Linked DNA regions of Mus musculus: region 1 is linked to region 2. A link is a loop called in an ENCODE intact Hi-C map of the cell type or tissue named here. Cell type or tissue: heart. All regions are shown on one strand. Region 1 overlaps Rfx8 (regulatory factor X 8). Region 2 has its middle 16 kb from the start of Gm35600.

Region 1 (5,000 bases), 150 kb before region 2:
CCTGGAGTCTCCAGATGATTGGGGGTCGGGGGGGGGTAGTCTCAGCCACAGCACCCTTTGGTGAGAGCTGCCGAGTACAGCTTACTCTGTGTCACACATTTTATTGATTATTGTGATTTCCCTGCATTGTCATTTTCTTCATTTAACACAAAACAAACATTAAAACCCTACCTGGCACTTCCTCGTGTGCCCAGCCTCCGGGTGCCCAGGTCAGGGAAAACCAAGCGCACAAGCTGTGGGAATGAGACAGATTTAAAGATGCAGTTTGAAAACTGAAAACAAACTCACTTCATCTACACTTACTGAGGAGCCATACAAATGATCCAAGCTGGTTCCAAAAGGGATACATACAAAGGAAATTAGAACACACCAGATGGGCAAAGTCACAGAATGAAATCCTGGTGTCCCATCTGGGGCAGGTAATGTCCTGGCTTAGGTTCCCAGTACCAAAACTCTAAGGCAGCAGTTCTCAGCCTGGGGGTCTCAACCTCTGTGGGGGAGGTCAAACCTTTCACAGGGTCGCCTAAGACTATGAGGAAACACAGATATTTGTATTACGATTCATAACAGTAGCAAAATTACAGTTGTGAAGTATCATTGAAAATAATGTTATGGTTGGGGTCACCACAGCACGAGGAACTGTATTAAAGGGTCGCAGTGTCGGGAGGTTGAGAGCCTCTGCGTACTGTCCCAACAGTCAGGCTCTCCAGACTGAATTGCTGGCAACGAACTCCGTTTGGTCTTGCTTTCTGCTCTCTTCAATGCTACATTGCTGACTGGCATCACGAAGACTCTCTGGAAATTGGATTATTGACAGCTGTTGGGTCTAGCCTGTGGCTGCTGGGTCTAGCTTGTGGTTGCCGGGTCTAGCCTATGGCTGCTGTTGCTCTTCTGCTGTTTTCCTCTTTCTCTGGTATCATAGCTACTTTCAGAGTTGACCATGGGTCTTCTCATTTCAGAGGGTTTAGTGAGTGGATGGTACTCAACTGTAGAATAACAGTCACTTGGATTCCGATTCTCATCTCCCGCCCGGCTGAGTTACCTTGATGTGTTTTATATTCAGGGACACTACTCGTGTTCCAGTTTTCAACCGGACTCTATCCCGGTGGCCATATCCAGGGATTAACTACAGGTAGGGTATCTAGGCTCACACCTGCTGGAAGGGGAAACCCTGCATGTAGGGACAGTTTAGAAGCCGGGGCAGGGAAAGCCACAGGCCTGCCAATGACTTCTGTTGTTCCTCTGCAGAGCTGTTCCGCCCAGCTCCTGCTTGGCTGTGTGCCGCAGCCTCCCTTTGTATGAGCTCCCAGGAGCAGCATTTGAGAGAAGTGAGACGGGCTTCCCCTTATCTGACTTCTCATCTTTCTCTTGTCCATATCTGTCTGTCTGTCTGTCTACCTATGCACCTATCATCTATCCATCTATCCAGCTACCTGTCTGCCTACCCATCAGGCCTCCATCCATCCATGAGTCCATCTTTAATCTACTTACCCTTGCAGTATCTACACAACAGGATGGAGCAAAGAGATGACAGATGGATGAAAGAATGGATGGACAGACAGACAGATGGATAGATGGATGGATGGATGATCAAATGGAGGGATAGGACAGAAGGATGGATGGATGGATGGACAATAGACAGATAGATGGGCAGATGGATAGGTGGCAGATGGATGGACGAACGGATGGATGGATGGATGGATGGATGGATGGATGGATGGATGGAAGAACAAACTGCCTGACAACACATTCAAGGGGCTTGCATCTGTGGGCATCTGCAGTGAAGCAAAGATGAGGACGTGTGAATGGCTTCTTGCACAGAGGCCCCCTTCCTGGCTGTGAGGGAGTGTGGGAAGGTTAGTCCAGTCACTCAAAGTGTTTTCTGGGAGGCTACTGCAGTTGCCATCTTCTGACAACCCAGAATTCATGTGGGTAGGACGAGGAGGGCCTCAGTAGCTGAACAGAAAGGCCACTGTGAGCACCATCCACAGTCTGTTCAGGCCAAGAATCATCACGCACTTTCTGCAGTCAGCAGGGCAGGAGAAAGATGGGCTTGCCCTGTGTTGTTCTTGAACATGCAGAAAGCAGGCAGATGCCAGCAGGCTCCTCCAGAACACCGACTACCAAGCCAAGGAACACGTACTGGAAAGTGCCCAAGGCGGGTACCAAAGAGCCCACCACACCAAAGGGTCCAACTGGCTCGTATAGAGTAAAGCCTCTCTCATTTTCCTTTCTTCTTCCTTCCTCCCAGGAAGGTTCAATCAACAGCTGGCAGCACAGTCGGAAGGAGAGGCAGGAAACGAGCCTCTACACCTGCTTTGTGGCATGCCACAGTGCTGGAGGAGAAGGGGAGACCACACCACTTGAAAGCTGTGTTGAGTCTGGCCACTCGTCGAGTGTGGTTAATCCCAGAACTTGAGAGGCAGAGGCAGGCAGATCTCTGTGAGTTCAGGGCTAGCCTGGTCTACAAGGCAAGTTCCAGGATAGACAGGTGTCTTGCACAGCCCTAACAAAGCAAAGCAAACAAAACAAAGAATTTGTATACTCTAAGAGGCTGGGGTTTCAAGAAGCAAGCTGCTATGGTTGAGTGGATTAGGAGGACAAGAGACGTTCGCCTCACCCAGGGCTTCCAGGGAGGCCTGCTGCTTGCTCACCAGCTTGTCAGGACAGAAGGAGACAGATGGCAGGACACAGGGACAAGGGCAGGATATGAAGGCTGTGCTTCCTCCCAGCTCCTGCTTGCTGTTCACACTAGTGTGTGTGCACACGTGTACAAATGGACCATGGGAGCAAGTACACCTTTGGGGGTGGGGCCTCAGCCAGTCTTTATTTTTTTCCCTTCTTAACACTTTTCGATTTCCACACTGCTCACAAAGGAGACGCAATCTGATTCTAATCAGAGACACAGTCGTTGACGTTATTTTAGCAGAGGAAGCCAACCTCCGGAAACTCCCCAATCTGTGGAAGATACGGTTTGCGGCCAGAATGAGCACCACACAGAGCACGCCGATCCTGAATCATCTGTGCAGGAACTCCTTCGGAATCAACTCAGTCCCCGGGGGAGGAGGGAGGAAGTGAGAATTGGATATTTTGTTGTTTTTCTTGTAAACATGGTTTGTGGTCATATCCTTTCCCCTTCCTTTCCCTTCCCCGTTTAGAGCAGCTTTGGCACACAGGATACATTCCCAACAATCGGTCCCTTCCACTGGCCTATTCTCTAGGCAACTTGCCAGCCAAACTTAATGTTAGAACCTTGGCATCTCTTGAGTGGATTCTAAGGGAAACATTAAGACAAAGAATTCAAAATAAACGGAGGGGTCAGACACTGAGGTCTCCTTGCTTTCCTTTGGAATGCTCTGCAGCGTGAAACAGCCTCCTGACAAGAACTTTTTCCTGTTGTTCAGTGCAGAGACTGGACAAGGGGGTTCCACATGGCTAAGCAAGAGCTCTACCACTGAGCTATATATTCCTGGACCCTAGATCTTAAAAAGAAGGGGAAAGAGAATTTTCTGCTAGAAGTGAACAACCTCTAATGACACCATTCTGGAGAAAGAAAAATCTCCACAACCTTAGCAAAGATTGGACCCGGTGGAAGTTACCTTCTTCCCTCCGAGGAGGCCCGCAAGTGGGCAGCTAAGAAAAGGCTGCTGTGCCAGGCTACCTAGGGCTCATCAGAGCCTTTGATGACATTTCCTAAAACACTGAGTGTCAAAATGACAACTGTTTGGGCTGCAGGGTAACAGCTGGGAACTCCCAGTGGGTCAGAAAACCTTTCTGAGTCACCCTGTAGGACACAGAGATAAAAGGGACCTTAAATGCAGTTTCCCTCTTTGGTTTTTATCTACTTATGTTAGAGTATTTACAGTTTATAAGCCAGTCTTGGGAGACCTAGATTAATTTGACTTGTATGTGTGTGTTTTGGGGGCGGGGGGAGTATTTATTCTTGTTGGTGACACATTTAAATTGAAACAGAGAGAATGACCGGAAGGATAAAAGCCCCAAAGAAAATAAAAACAAACGGAAAACAAATGAATGGAGCAAAGGAGAAAGCAAGCCTGTGCCCGCACACACCGGAGAGGAGAGGCCTAGGCGGCATCCACAAACTGAAGCCCACAAACTAAAATGGGTCTGCAGGAAGGCAATCAGGAGCAGCCGTGACCGAGGCTCGGCGACGAAAGTAATTGCTCCCTATATTAAAGCAGCGGACGTGTTGGAAGATCCAACCACGCTTCAGAAGCACAGAATGGCCGTCAGGGCTGGACACGTCAGCCTCAAGGACTGAGTTGGAAGAAAAGGTCTAAACGGTTCAGTGTTTGGGAAAACACGGCAGCATCCCCAGGATTGCTGCTGGAAGATAAGGAGAAGCCGCTTTGCGAAGAGCTTGGTCTGTGTGTGTGATCAGACACCTTGTGACTCTCCCTTGTCACTCTTCAGGTTCACGCCTGATAGAAGATCCTCACTTGCTTTGCCCTGGCACAGGCTTGGTCCCAACAGCAATGCCAGGAAACAGTCCTGATGCCTGCCACCGTGGAGGGTTTCACAAAGCGGGATGTCACACATAGTATTTAATGACAAAAAGCTCACCAGTTGGCTGGAGGCTGTTAAGACCCTGGATGTGCCTGTCTCTGTCTCCTTAGTGCTGAGATCACAGATTTGCATGACCACACCCAGCTTCTCCCAGGGATGCCGGGGACCTGAACTCAGGTCCTCAAGCTTGCTAGCAACGCCTTCCCCTGAATTATCTCCTCCATTAAAGTAGATCTTTTGTCTTCATCAAACTCTTTGGTCTTACTATCCAGACAACAAGAAGGAGGTAGAGAAAGAGGAGGAGAAAGACAACAAGAAGGAGGTAGAGAAAGAGGAGGAGAAAGGACGAGGAAGAGGAAGCTTAACAATCAGGCCATACATTTACCAGTGATCAAATAACATCCTAAAACAACCCAATTCTGTATACACAAGGATCCTTGCAAAGAAGGGGGGGAGTGACTGGTCAGCGTTAT
Region 2 (5,000 bases):
GAAAAGGCAGTAACTACGGCCCAGGGAAGAGCTGAGCATTAAGGACCATTTCCATAGACATGGAAACCTTCACTGTTGCTGTTGAGTGATGGAGAGGACCACACTGAGAGGGAGCCTGTGACCTGTGAGAGCAGATTCTCTCCTTCTGAACAAATGGCGACGTAAAATGGAAACATAAAGATATGTACCAAAAGTATGTTTTTAAAAAGTCTGGACACATGCAGGCTAGAGACAAGGCTCAGTCTTTAAAGTTACTGCATCCAATTCCCAGCACCCACATGGTGGGTCACAACCATCTCTAACTCCAGTTCCAAGGCATCTTCTGCCCTCTATGGGCACTGTACACATGTGGTACACAGACATACATTCAGGCAAAACACCCCTATGTTGGGCGCTGGGCATGGGGGAATAAAGGGAGTGGGAGAAAACCTGTGTCCTGCCAGAGTTCCCGTGCTCTGGGCTGGTGGACGAAGGAGGACTGCCATAGGCTTTCCACGAGGCCCCGGGTAGGTGTCTGGCTGTGGGAAGCTCAGGACCCAGTCCAAGGGGGTGGACAAGTTCTAGGTCTCTAGGCCTCATGGAAGCTAGAGATAACAGGTTCTCAGTCTCGGGGATCCCAGATGCCGCTGGACACCGCAGAAGAGCTGAGAACAAAATGGGGGCCCCAGGGACGGCTCAGTCAGCCCCGGGGCTGAAGGGAAGAGAGGGCAGGGAGAGAGGTGGTGCTGGGTGGTTCCCAAGCAGATAAAAGTCCTTGGTTTGGTCTGTGGCTGGAGTGCAGGAAGGCCTTCTGGGGAGAAGTTAGATGTAGGTCTTTAGGGGAAAGCCTATCTCATCGTTCAAGCACAGTGGGCCTTGATCAGCAGAGACAGTCTATGGTTTTAGAGCCTTATTGTAGAAAGGCAGGGAGAAAGAGAGAAGGTAAAAAGAGGGAGAGAGACTGGCCATGCCACGTGGAGAGAGGGGGGGAAGAGAGAGACAGAGAGAGAGAGAGAAGGAAGACTAGAGATGATAGTAAGCAAAGTAAGAGCTTAGAGAGAGCGAGGAGGGGCCAAGCAGCCCCTTTTATAGTGGGCTGGGCTACCAGGTAACTGTGGGGAGGAGCATACTTGGCTATAGTCAGATAACTGTGGGGGTGGAGTCTAGCCAGAATGCCAGAAGCTTGGGGCTTTATCTATGTGACTGATAGTCACACACCTCTCTTGCGGGGGCTGTGGGGGTAGTAACTTCAACAGGAACCAGGGGTCCAGGAGACATAATCTAACACCTTCTGTCCCATGTTGATGGAAATCACCACTCACAGGTCCCCGGGGTTCCAGACCTTTGCTCGACTGGAGACCAGGCTGTCTGTGTGCACATATACAAACTTTAACATTTGTTTTAAAAAGAATGGAGATGCAGGGCCAGGGAGATGGCTGAGTTGGGAAAGTGCTCTCTACTAAGCAGGTCAGAGCCTTAGTAGCACCCAGGGAGGAGCTGGACTCTTTGGTCTGTGCCACAGGAGGCGCAGAAAAAGACAGATGGATCTCTAGAGCTCACTGGCCGGCCAGGCTGTCCGAATGGCTGAGCTTCCTGCTCAGTGAGCAAGGCTCTCTTCCATATTCTCTCCAAAGTCAAAGTGCGAGATAAAACGGAAGGGGCCTTTCAATTACCTCTGCCCTATACACACACACATAGACACACACATACTCACACCACATACCACACATAAGTGTACACATGGACCTGAATGTGCACACACACACACACACACACACACACACACACACACACACACACACGGACCTGAATGTGTACACACACACACACACATACACATGGACCTGAATGTACACACACACACACACACACACACACACACACACACACATACACACACACGCGCGGACCTGAATGTGTACACACACACACACATACACATGGACCTGAATGTACACACACACACACACACACACACACACACACACACACACAACCAAAATAGGGAGACAAGAAAAAAATCCAAAGAAGCAGCGGAGCTGGGAACACATTTGAAAGCGAGCCGTGGAAAGGCTGGGTGAGGCAGGCCTGGGGTTTTGTTCCAAGCTTGGAAAATGATTTTACTTTTACCTTTTTATGTATGTGCACAAATGCAAAGATGAGAATCCTCTAAAGAGAAGGAGGAAAGTTTCTGGCTGCCTTTAGTCTTTAGGTGTCCGGAGACTGGAGTGCTTTGAGTAATAACCCAGGATCAGAAACACAGCCAAGCCCCGCCCGCATCCTGCCAGATGCCGCTATCCACAGGTCCCCAGGGCAGTGTCTACACCCCTTCAGGGACTCAGCTGGCCTCTGGATCTTTGAAATCATTCTAGAGGTCACTGAAGGCAGAGTGATTTCTCTTCAGTGGCTTCCTGGTGAACAAAACCCACACTCCGTCTCCAGTCCTATCTTGTTTAGCTAGTGAAAGCAAGGCAGAGGTTGCCAGGCTAATGAACTACCTGATATATTTAGCTAGAAAGATAATGTAGCTCTAGTGTTTGGATTTATCAAAACCAATTCCAGATGGCACCCAAGCCACAGAGAGAGGGCCATCTGGTAAGTAAGAGCCGGGCTTGTTTCTCTCTTTCTCTTCAAGGTGAAGGGCAGATGATAAACAACACAACTTCCTGTGCTAAAAACCCAGGCTGTTGGAAGGATGGCCCCTGAGCCTTACATCTTATCTGTGTTCATTCAAATACCTGGGCCACCATACTCCTTCAGATAGAGTCATTGGCTGAGCTTAGAAAATGACCTGATGCAAGTGGAAAGGTTTCAGTGTCTCCCGTATGCAGTGTATTTCAGAGAAACATGCACTCCTGGGTAACAGAGCTAGGCATTAATAAAGTCATTGGACAGACCCTTCAATTACACAAATTCCTCGAGTACATAAACCAATAAAATCAGAAATTATGTTTCTTTCTGAAACGATTTAAGCCACTGTGGTCATGTTTTGTTTAGCACCATTGGTGATGTTTTGAGGACATTCTCTGCTTGACAAGGTGTTTTCTGCCAGACACTTTCTTTGCCTGTTCCCTCTGAAACAAAACATCCCATGCTTCTGTTTATTCACTAGTTTCCCTGCTCTCCAGCACCCCTCCCCCATCTCCACCTACTCACACACAGCCCGGCCAGGCTAATCTTCTTTAAACTTTGCTCTGTTTGTAGAACTTTACAACTCAAAAGACAGTCACTACCTCTCTAGTGTCAGGAAGATAGTGCGCAGGTTGTACAAAATACCATCCCTCTTGCTCACCTCTGCCTCTGAACCTAAGTCCCCAAGGAGCCAGCCTCGTGAATGCTTCAATTTCCTCCTCCTACATTAAGATCAATTTGGCCTCCTGAATTCCGGAAGTGTGAGATAATTCTTTGGAACTGTTTTAAGCTACTAAGTTTGTAGCTGGGTCTGGAATCAGTAAGAAGCTAGACTAGCTTCTCTGAAGACTGCCCTGGTTCTAGTCCAGCTCTACACTGTGGGACTTCCACGAGGTCCTACCTGGCCCTGGCCCAGGGGCTGAGGCTGATGGCCTCACAGACATCCGTTGGCAGTCACATGTGGCACATTTGGCTCCTGTCGTGCCAGGCCCAGTTTAAGTGTTAACACTCCCACACCTGTGGTTACTGAACTGGACAGTGAAGACAGGGAATAATTCCGATGTCGTGAAAAGGTCTTTTGGGCAGCACAGGTTCGAATGGAATACACATCACTCCCTAAAGTCCACGGCTGCTAAACATGGTGAACTGAGCCTGAGCTCAAGCCCCACACTGTGGAAAGACAAAACCAGCTCCCTGAAGTTGTCCTCTGACCTCCCCATCTGCTCTCTGGCACCAGTACCAGCTCAGAAATAGCATTAAATCGCAGGAGGATCTGGTTTTGGGGGCCTTGGGCATCTCCAAGCTGATGAAACAGGACTTGGAAGGAGCATACGGACTAAAAAACACACCTCAGAACACTTCAGTCTTCCTGCAGGTTCTCACACCAAGGCAGGGAGGTCCCTAGGGGTTAGCGCTCCCACTCACAGCCGGCCTGGGGCATTGAACGGGAAATCTGGTTCCCAGCCAGCAACCCTGCTTATCCCGAGTTCAGCAGTCTCTATTTGGAACTTTCTCTAATTAGACCTGAAATCAATTGCCTTTCCTGTGATGCAAGGCAGTGATCTGTGTTTTCCCAGTGGACAGCAAATGTCCTACCACTTCTCACACTAATTTGAAACGCCACTTGGGTGACGAAATAAATCCCAGGGTGTAGATGGAGCTTCTCTGAGAATCTCTCCCGCGCGGCAATCACCCCGCTCTGTGGTAGTCTGGCGGTTTGTTTCACAATCTGGCAGAGCAATTCTCCTCTCTTTATCCTCGCTTTTTCAGTATTTCTGTCGGTTCTTCATACTTCTATCTTCCCCGATGCATTTGGAGTCGGTTTGCCAACTTCCGCTAAATATCCGATTAAAATTCCCTTTGGAGTTTACAGACCGCTGAGCTCATTGACAGTTTTAAAACATGAGCGCTCTTATTTTTGATGTGTACTCTCGTATTTCCTAAAAGCTGTAAAATTTTCTTCATTTCATTAAAATTCGCCTCTTTGGTATTTGTCCTTAAGGAGAAAAGACCTTTGAGCAGTGTTTCTCAACCTGTGGGTCTCGATCCCTTTGTGGTTGTTGAGCCTGTATCACCCTGGCTTCTATGGGACACTCATATTATTTCACCAATAAGTAAGGAAATTAGCAAAGGAAAATTCTTTTTCTAATTCACTTGGAAAGAGAGGTTGGGATTTGGTGGAAATTGTGAGAGAAGACTATACATGTTGTTTTTCTTCTTTAGTTTGCAAATGTTCCATTCTAGTGAGAGATTTGTCAGGGTTGGACTGTCCTGGACTCTTGGCACAAACCTGCAGGGACAGTCACTTTTGAGTTTCTAAGAGCTCAGAGAAAAATTTCACTTCACAGGCTTTTTTTTAAGTCCCTATGTTTTCAGTAGGAAATCTTTTC

Evidence for each region. Peaks named below come from ENCODE experiments on the same cell type or tissue, not always from the same donor. Only the 100,000 strongest peaks of a DNase experiment are listed, where the experiment ranks them.
Region 1: a loop joins it to region 2, with 4 times the contacts of the local background. A loop is called at or near these places in 3 of 42 quality-filtered maps.

Annotation. Positions count from the first base shown.
Region 1 is chr1:39,711,207-39,716,206 of GRCm38, forward strand. Rfx8 (regulatory factor X 8) reads right to left here. Exons shown (of 15, transcript NM_001145660.1): 3 at 172-233. Among named protein-coding and RNA genes, the nearest start is that of Rfx8, 7.3 kb to the right of the region's middle. In heart, no CTCF peak of the experiment used is centred here; DNase peaks (open chromatin) are centred at 1,255 and 3,115; H3K27ac peaks cover 2,775 bases.
Region 2 is chr1:39,865,840-39,870,839 of GRCm38, forward strand. No RefSeq gene overlaps it. Among named protein-coding and RNA genes, the nearest start is that of Gm35600, 16 kb to the left of the region's middle. In heart, no CTCF peak of the experiment used is centred here; DNase peaks (open chromatin) are centred at 2,292, 3,412 and 4,162; H3K27ac peaks cover 3,003 bases.